Regions from separate parts of the Mus musculus genome. Here region 1 is linked to region 2. A link is a loop called in an ENCODE intact Hi-C map of the cell type or tissue named here. Cell type or tissue: left cerebral cortex. All regions are shown on one strand.

Evidence for each region. Peaks named below come from ENCODE experiments on the same cell type or tissue, not always from the same donor. Only the 100,000 strongest peaks of a DNase experiment are listed, where the experiment ranks them.
Region 1: a loop joins it to region 2, with 3 times the contacts of the local background. A loop is called at or near these places in 8 of 42 quality-filtered maps.

Annotation. Positions count from the first base shown.
Region 1 is chr14:79,334,067-79,339,066 of GRCm38, forward strand. It overlaps Naa16 (N(alpha)-acetyltransferase 16, NatA auxiliary subunit), which reads right to left. Exons shown (of 20, transcript NM_025832.2): 19 at 2,322-2,419; 20 at 441-1,865. The coding sequence ends at 1,668. Among named protein-coding and RNA genes, the nearest start is that of Rgcc, 35 kb to the left of the region's middle. In left cerebral cortex, a CTCF peak has its summit at 2,762 (motif pointing left); no DNase peak of the experiment used is centred here.
Region 2 is chr14:79,388,088-79,393,087 of GRCm38, forward strand. Naa16 (N(alpha)-acetyltransferase 16, NatA auxiliary subunit) reads right to left here and starts at 2,581. Exons shown (of 20, transcript NM_025832.2): 1 at 2,475-2,581. The coding sequence starts at 2,528. In left cerebral cortex, a CTCF peak has its summit at 2,636; DNase peaks (open chromatin) are centred at 1,865 and 2,631; H3K4me3 peaks cover 1,744 bases; H3K27ac peaks cover 1,459 bases.

The sequences.
Region 1 (5,000 bases), 54 kb before region 2:
TCAACCAGCATCCTGTTGGCATTAAGAGGAATGACTTACTTGCCAGGACAGATAGTCCATGACCAATATCCTTTTCTTACTTGCCAGGACAGTTCATGACAAATAGCCATTAGTTTTTCTTTTTTTTTTTTTTAAATCAGTGTCTCAACACGTATCCCTGGCTGGACTGGAATTCCATCTATAGAGCAGACTGGCCTCCTATTCAGAGATCTTCTGAAGTGCTGGGATAAAAGAAGTGTACCACCATGCCTGGCCCCATTTTATACTTTTAAAACACCAAAGAATCCTATTTACTGTGGCACCAAAGCATATCTGGAAGTTGGTTATTGACAGTCACATTTTCTATAAACTTGAAAAGATTGAGATGATTAAGTTTCTACTTTCCCAAAAAATATTTTTCTAGTATGGATACAAAATAATAAAAGATATAAACAAGCAACTCTGCATGAAATAATTTATTGTAGCATTGTCTAGGTTGGCATTATTTTACAGTGATCTTTTTTCCTCTTCAATAGCTATGAATCTAAGAAATAAAGGAAAACCACTTTAATTAGAACTGTCTAAATAAAATCATCTCTCTGGGTTTATATCAGGTAGATTTACAGACATATTGACACTGAGAAATGGAGTGATTCCATGATGTAGATATGGCAAAAAGGGCTCCCCTCAAATACTGTCCAACAGCACTATGAGTTAATAGTTTAATTGTAGTTTAAGGTCTCATCTGAGAGATCTAAAACTTCACTGAAGGGCTGTGAGGGAGGTAGTGCTGTGTTCTAGTGTGTACTCTGCCAAGTCCTCCTCCCTTGAAGAAAACCTCTCAGAGTAGCTGCTTGCTAAGTCTCCAAGCAGCTCAACCACGAAAACACAATTCCTACCCAATCGCCTGTAAGACTAGACTACATACACAACAAATTTAACTGTTAAATTTACATGACTAAGAGGCAAACCAGTCTTCACATTCGGAATCATCAACATAACACTGGTGTATCCTTATTCAACCATAAAGTATCACTTTTATGGCTATGACAAAGGAAATAATCATACAAGTTAAGGTAAAAAGGGGACAAATCACATTATCGACCAAAATGAGAAATATGGCTATTTCTTAACATTCAGTTAACCCTTCAAAATAATCAAATAAACCAGAGGTCAAAACAGATTCTGAAACTAGGACCTAAAGAAAATAGTGTCAGAAAGCTGTCTATACCTTAATCAGCAACTGAAGCATATAATACAGAAGCAACAACACTCATAATTCAGAAGTATAAGACTGTACAAGTATAAACAAGTACCTGTAACAGATGTCCATGTAAATTGAAGGCCAGACACAGCATAAAATAAGTTTACACAATATTCCATTTAAAACTTCTATCCAGAGCCGGGCGTGGTAGCTCACACCTTTAATCCCAGCACTCGGGAGGCAGAGGCAGGTGGATTTCTGTAGGCCAGCCTGGTCTATAGTGAGTTCCAGGACAGCTAGAGCTACACAGAGAGACCCTGTCTCGAAAAAACCAAACCAAACCAAACAAAACAAAACAAAAAACAAACAAACAAAAAACCCCTTCTATCCAAATATTTTATTTTACGCCAGTTTAAAATGTACAGTGAAAAAGAAACCTGATGTGAATTCAGCTTTGAGTCTTAGGAGCAACTTCCCACAAGATTCAAATTTCATTCATTAAGAGCTTGTGGTCAGCTGTGTGGTTCAGCTCAGCACTGAGACCGAGGGCTTCCCTCGCAGCAGGCAGGAAAGCAGGTGTGAGTGGGAGCAGGCTATGGCAGGTCTTCCTATACTCTTCATATTGGGAGCTACAGTTCCCAAAGCTGCCATCCAGGAGGGCCTCAGACACCTTTATTAGAGTCTATTGACACAAGGAGAAAAGACCAATTGTAAAAAAATAAAGTAGCTCAGCTAATAATTTTAATCAACAGAGACAACTTATCCCACAGAGAGACTGCAGTTGCTTCTTCCTATCTACAGTAAGTAATTATTTCAAATAAAGAAGGCTAAACTCTAGCTCTGAGCTGGTTATGGAGGCCCAGCGCTCAGGAGGGTGACGCAGGATTCCAATTTCAAGTGCTGTGTAAAAGGGCACTCAAGTGTCTCTCCGGATGAGCTAGGAAGAGGTGTTTACTTCGTGCTTTGCTATTTCAGTTAACTATACAACAGGTATCACTTCCACACCCATAACTGGCCTCAAGTCACACGCAATAATGGATAGAGGCTGAGCGCTTTGACCCACTTAAAACTATGTTGTAGAGATATATGTTTTGTTAGATCTTGCAAGACCTATAAATCAAGCTCTGAAGAATCTTACCTTCACATTTTTATTTTTTATAGTTTCATCCAACCTAGTGGCTGTAGCAATTGCTTTTTCTTGCCTTGACTTGTCCAGAAAATACATCATTTTAGCACCTGAAATTCCAAGACATTATAAGGATGAGTAACTCCTAAGGCTTACATTTCATCTGACTTATCCTGACCACTCGCATGTGGCTACAGTGTTTAGTCACTCAGTGGTGGGCTAGAGCTGGCAGCCCCCAGCTTTAGGCAGCCAACTGTGACATTTCTTCCTATTCAGAAACATCTCATTGAACCTTTCAGCTACACTGAGACGAATTACCATGGCAAATATCAGAAGAGAAGGTAAGAGCCTTTGCTGTTCTTACAGAGGATTCAGGTTCCGTTCCCAGCACCTATGTAGCAGCTCGGAATCTGTAACTCCAGTTCCAGGGAATCTGACCCCCTCTTCTGGTCTCCACAGACATTGCACGCGTGTGCATCAACATACATACATGTAAACACTCATTTCACATAACATTTTAAAAATACATTTTAAAACAAAACACGTTATCAAAGTTTTTCCTTCACAGTTATTAAACACTTACTGAAAAAGCCTAATTTGACAATTTCTGTGCTTAGAAACAGTATAATTCAAAACATAAACTCACAGGGCTAGCCTCTATCGTCAATCATTTCAGGTAGAAACACTTAAACAGCATAGCACCTTAAGTAAGGCATCTACAGAACAAATTATTGTCATGAAGGTATACATGCTCACAGAAAGACCTCGCCACACGCATAGAGAAGGGGATTTAAAATAAAACTAAGCCCGGTTCCAGCATGTCTTACAGATATGGCCTAGATTCACAGTCCCACTGTAGTCTTATTAATGTACATTAATTGGCAGTAATTTGTTGAGAATGCTATATAATATTAACTTACAGTTACAAAATGGTCTTTTGACTTTGTTTTATTCTTATATGGTAGACATTTTCCTTTTCCTTAGAATTACATTTAATATTTCAAAATCAATTTCTCACAATTATTAAAATGCTTTTTATTATCCTGGTTTTCTAAAAATTACTACTTTCACCTATTACTTTAATTTTTTTTATTATTTTTAAGATATGTGTGTGTGTCTCTGTGTGGGGGTTTATGCATGTGAGTAGAAGTAGCCAGAGGCCGGCCGGAGGTGTTCAATTCTCCCTGGAGCTGGAGTGAACAGGTGGCTGTGAGCTGCTGAGGAGATGCTGAGAATCTAACTCAGATCATCTGGAAGAGCAGCGCATATATGCTCTTAACAGCCGTGCCATCTCTCCAGCCGGTCCTCTGTTCTTAAAGAGAAATTCTTCTCTGCTCTTTCTGCCTAGAAATGTAATTTTTATTAATGTAAGTATTTCTTCCAAACATGTCAGAATGGAGACTTCTCCTCTAACAACAAAATTCAGATTAAAATCCCGCCCCCCCCCCCGCCCCCCGCCCCAGTGGTACACCCTTCGTTTGTCTTCAACTCCTCTTCCATCAGCTTTCAACAATGTTGCCTTTGATACTTTAGGCCCTCGTGTAAGCTGCCTAAAATCCTTTCCATAACAAGACAGGATACAAAGAACTTTTCAAGACAAAAAGTACATAAAGCAAGGCTAGGAATGCAGCCCAGCTCATAGGATGCTTGCCTAACTTAGCGCAGTCTCCAGCACTGCACACAACTGGATGTAGTGGCACCGGCTACAATCTCAGTACTCAGGATGTACAAGCAGTGAGACGTTCTAAGAAGTTCTAGGTTATCTGTGGCTTAAGATATTTAAGACACTGAAATGATATTAAACAATCCATAAAAATACAAAACAAAACAAACCCTAAGAGCAATAAAAATTTGAGGAAAAAAATTTACTCATAATCCAAAGTCAATGTAAAGTTTTGGTATAAACTTCCTTTCAGACTTTTTCCCAGGCATATTTTTACACAGTTGAGATTTATTGTTTGCTAATTTCTACATATGTAGTCTAAGAGTTATTTGTAACCAGGTAGGAGTAATCCACCACTTAGGTCAAAGCAGGAAGACTAAGTGCAAACTCAGCTGCTTACTAGGTTCAAAGCCAGGCTGGGCTACACGAGACCTTATCTCAAAACAAAAGAAACAAACAAAAAAAACGAAAGCAATTTCTAGGGCTGGAGAGATGGCTCAGTGGGTAAGAGCACCCGACTGCTCTTCCGAAGGTCCTGAGTTCAAATCCCAGCAACCACATGGTGGCTCACAACCATCTGTAACAAGATCTGACTCCCTCTTCTGGAGTGTCTGAAGACAGCTACGGTGTACTTACATATAATAAATAAATAAATCTTTAAAAAAAAAAAGATATAATTAAAAAAAAAAAAAAACGAAAGCAAAAAAGGCTGTTACTCACTGGTATTATAAATTGTTTGAATAAATACTGCTTTAAATGACCACTTGGCATTCCATTCTACCATTGACTACTGGTTCCCATATCTCTGAACATATTTTAGTTCATTCTCTTTCCCCCAAATTTACATACATTTCAGTAGATATCTTTGCACTGAAAGCTTTCTTTGCTTGGAATAATTTGGTTTGAGCCAGGGTCTGTGTATATAACTGACAAAGGCTGGCCTCAAACTTATCATCCTCCTGCATCAGCATGTGGAGTCCCAGAGATTACAGGTGAAAATTACTACCCCTCAGTAGTAGTTGGATTAA
Region 2 (5,000 bases):
TCTTATAAAAATTCCTTTAAAGTGGTGCTATCATCTCGCTTTACTAATGTGGAAAGTAAAGCGAGACACTAGCACACAGATACAAGCCTCCTACCCTCTGCCTATCCAATCCTATCTACTACTCACTTTCATCTGCTACCCACTGCTATCACTCTGTTGTCTCTGACATTCTAGTTATTTACTATCTATCTTCAGAACCATCCTGTGAATTCTAGGAGAATGAATGCTTTTTTAAAGATTTATTTTATTTTTATGAGTTCACTGTAGCTGTTTTCAGACACACACCAGAAGAGGGCATTGGGTTCTATTACACATGGTTGTGAGCCACCATGTGCTTGATGGGAATTGAACTCAGGACCTCTGGAAGAGTAGTCAATGCTCTTAACCACTGGGCCATCTCTCCAGCCCGAGAATGAATTCTTGTTTAGGCTTCTTTACACTAGACAAGTAATCAAGAGCTGTCCAATAAAATCATCCTCCTAGATTCACAGCAACACGGCGCCAAGGGCACAGCTAATTCTTGCAGGAGATTTTGGATGTGGAGGTGATAATTTCAAAGCATTCATTAAAATATATTTAAAATGAATTTTCTTGATTGGCTCTGGGAAGATTACCAAATGGTTAGAAGATAAAAGTAACAGAAAAAATATTGAACCATATGAATAAATTAAATAGCTATGTGGCCAAACCTGGTGGCTCGTTCCCTATAATCAATCAATCAACGCCAGTCCTTAGGAAGTTAGATGAGGCAAAAGGCTGCCATGAGTTCTAGGCTAGCCTAGATTATACAACCTACTGTGGGCTGGAGTGAAACTCTGAAACTCCTCAAAGTAAGCAAAATAAAATAGGAAATAGGGCCAAGGAAATGGGTCAGTTAGGAAAGATGCTTGCACCAAGCCTGATTACCTGAGTTTGACTATGGGAGGAGACAACTGACTCCTGGAAGGTGTCCTCTAATCTCTGCACAAACGCCATGGTGTGCACACATGCACATAAATAAATGTAGTAAAAAAATTTTTTAAAGGTCCAGCTTTGACTATTGAGGTTCACTTGATAATTAACAAAGACAGTGGGCTATAAGCAGAAGAAACTACTGAGGAAGAGTACAAGTGTTCTTTAACTAATCCTGATCTTTGTCAGCTACCAAAGGAGTGAACACTTCTGACATTTATTTGCCACACACGCTTCTCTACTAACTGTACCAAACTGAGATTTGAAACATTATCATCCCAAGGCTAGATGTGGTATCCAGAACTGTAATCCCATCACCCTCCAGGCAAAAGCAGATGAGTTCAAGGTTATTTTTGGCCAACCTGAAATATATGGCCATCTCAAAAAAAAAAAAAAAAAAAGAAAGAAAGAAAAAGAAAAAAAAAGAAAAAAAAAAAAGAAAAAAAGTAGTCCCCTAGTCCACTTGTATCATTGTTAACATTCTCAATGCTACATGTCAAGCTTCTGTTGGCTTGAGCCAGTACTAAGTGTAACATTTTGTCAGGTGATGGCAACAAAGTATTAAGATCAGTGTTTCCTTACTCAACAGCTAACGCTATTCAGCCACGTGCTCTCAATACAAATTCACCCTGAAATCTAAAAGCTTGCCCAGCAAGTAGCACATTCTCAAATTAAAAGGGCAGCTTAGAACATACCGCTATTAACTCATTTTCTTTTCTAAATCTTTAAGAGCCCCGCAACATACAGAGAAGAAGCGTGTCACCTCTCTCCTCCCTGAAAGGATATAACCTGGTCAAGGTGCCAAGGTGGCAGATATGCTGGCACACTCCCCAGAGAAAACTTCTTGTCTGGGCACAGTGGCAAATGCCTTGAATCCCAGCACTCGAGAGGCAAAAAAAAAAAAAGCAGCTCTAAAATCTAGGCTAGCTTTGTCTGCATAGAGAGATCCAGGCCAGCCAGGGCTACAGAGTGAGCATGTCTTAAGTAAACTTTAAAAACGTAAAACCGAACCTCGTTTAGCTGGGCATGGGTCTAACATGACCAAGGCAACTTGTTATTAATCATCATTATTACTATTCTTATTCAGGCTTCAAAGCCACGTAAAGGGTCTCAAGCACAAAGCCCTTCTCCGCAGCTTTCATCACGAGGACGAGTTAGAAGCAAGTTTCTGGCAAATCACTTCCAAAACCGGGCCCGCACAAACATGCAAACTCTCCCGCACAGAGGCATGGGCTCCCGAGGATCGCGGGCTCCATGTTCCCGTACCCCGCAAGCAGCGGTGCTTGGCCCAGCCTGGACCCGAAGCAGCTCGGACTACTCCGAGGGGAGGACTGCAGGGACCCGCTGAGCCCGGCGCCGGGGTTCCGGCGACTCGGCCGGGGAACTTTCTGGAAAGCTCCCGCAGTGGGGAGCTCCAGAGTCAGGGAGGGAGCGCCGCGGGGGAACGGAAGGAGAAGCGGCCGGAGGAGAGCCCGGCTCGGTGGGAAAGAAAGCGCGCAGGGGTCGGGCGGGCCACCGCTCACCAGCACGCGCTTGAAGAGGGCGCTCTCCTTGGCGGGCAGCTGCACGCAGGGCATCGTGGCGGCGATGGGGAGGCCTGCTCGAGCGACCAGCCAGGACCCGGGCCGCGGGTTACCTCGGCGGGATGCCACGGGAAGCGGAACACAGCGCACTCCAGTGGGCGGCCCGGGAGGGAAGCCCGCGCGCGCCAAGATGGCGACCAGGGCTCGCCCCGCCCCCCCGCGGGGTGCGCATGCGCAGTCTCGCGGCCAAGAGAAAGACTAGACTCTTCTCACCCGGGAGGTCTCCGGGTCGGTGCAGGGCTGTGGCTCCTGTCACGTCTTAAGCGCCTAGTCATTTACTCGCCCTAATCTCTGGACTGTTCGTCTCACGCTGGTTATTAGGCTTCTGTCCTAGATGATGTAAAACTGTTTTCCGAGTTAACTTTTATTCTTTTGTGCAGTGGAAACCCTGCTTAATACCACGAACACTCTTGGTTTAGAATCCATTTGTCCTTCCTTTTCTTGCTGTTTTTAAAAGGACTCTTAAAAAGAAGCCTTAAACCGGGCGGTGGTGGCGCACGCCTTTAATCGCCTTTAATCCCAGCACTAGTTCTGAGTTCGAGGCCAGCCTGGTCTACAGAGTGAGTTCCAGGACAGTCAGGGCTATACAGAGAAACCCTGTTTCGAAAAACAAAAAACAACAACAAAAAAAGAAGCCTTATCTTTTCATTGCATATGAAAGTAGTGATCAGACCTTGAAATGATGGAACTGGCGAGACAGCCCCTTTAGGCAAAGGATAGGAAGGAGAAAAAAAAAAAAAAGTCTCAGCCGCGAGGGAACCCAACATTTTCAGTAATAATTGCAGAATTTTTACAGATCTACTGATCCTCGAGTCTACTGCCTCTTTCACCACATAGACTACCCAATAATGGGAAAAACAGGATACAATCCTAGAATGTTTCAGGGATGACTTCTCCAAAAAAATGAAACATACTAACAACACGCAAGAACATACAGATAGACATCTGTGACAAGAAGGATCACATACCAGATGTTGGTGTAGTATTAAAAGGTGTGTGTAAACATATGTATATAAACATATAAATTCTGAATCCTAATTTCTGCACGTGCCTGTAGTAATAGTACTGGAAAATCAAGGGCAAGAGGATTACAAGTTCAAAGCCAGGCTAGGCTATGTAGTGAGAGCCTTTTTTTTTTTTTTTTTTTTAAGGGGACGGAAGAAGCTACAGGAATCGGGAAATGGCACATCCTATAAAGTTCATTCTCCAGAACCCTTTTGCTTGTTTTGTTTTTCAGAGACAGGGTTTCTCTGTGTACCCTTCGCTGTCCTGGAACTCACTCTGTAGACCAGGCTAACCTCAAACTCAGAAATCTGCCTACCTCTGCCTCCCTAAAGCTGGGATCAAAGGCGTGCGCCACCACTGTCTAACATGGAAGGTGACTCAAGATAGGGTTGCCCGTGTCAATCACTTGCCAGAGATAACTATAGGTAATAATTCTACATAAGACACCACATTGACAGATGCAATGTTTGCTTTCAGGTGAACTTCATCCTATGCCCCCCACTCCGTCCCCTATGTTTGAGAGGGTTTGATCTTCTTTTGTTTTGTTTTGTTTTGTTTTGTCTTGAGAGAGGGTTTCTCTGTCTAGCCTTGGCTGTCCTGAAAATTGCTCTGTAGACCAGGCTGGACCCAAACTTTTAGAGATCTGCCTGCCTCTGCCTCCCAAGTGCTGGGATTAAAGGCATGTGCCACGGATGCTTGGCCTGAAACAACATTTTTGTTTCTTGAGTTTTTTTTTTGTTCATTTGTTTGGGTTGTTTGTTTGTTTGTTTGTTTGTTTGTTTTTAAAGAAGAAAAAGAAGCCAGCAGTGCTGAAGAGTAGACTCAGTCAAATATTCTAGCTCTTCCAGAGTTCCCAGCACTTGACAACCCCCTCTATACCCAGAGGACCTAATGATTACTCCTAGCCTCTGTGCATTCTCTCTCTCTCTCCTCTCTCCTCTCTCTCTCTCTCTCTCTCTCTCTCTCTCTCTCTCCCCACACACACTACAATTAAAAATAAAATAAATCTTTTTTAAAAAGAAAAAAAAAATACATGGTGGCACACACTTGTAGTTTCAGTCTGGAAAGTTGAGAACAAATCCTCCAGGCTATCTGGTGAGCTCTGTCCTAGTAAAAGACCCTGTCTCAAAAACCAAGGTGGACAGCTCCTGACTTATTTACACTTAAGGTTGCTCTCTGACCTCCACACACATGTACACACAGGTACACCCACTTGTACACATGTACATATATACGCATACCTTAGTTGTCTAGGCTATGGTGGGGTAAAACAGGAGAGCAAGAATTCAAAACAAAACAAAATAAAAAACCTCCACAGGGCTGGAGAGATGGCTCAGTGGTTAAAAGCACTGGCTCCTCTTCCAGGGGACCTGAGTTCAAATTCCAGCAACCACATGGTGGCTCATAAATGTCTGTAATGAGCCGGGCGTGGTGACACATGCCTTTAATCCCAGCACTTGG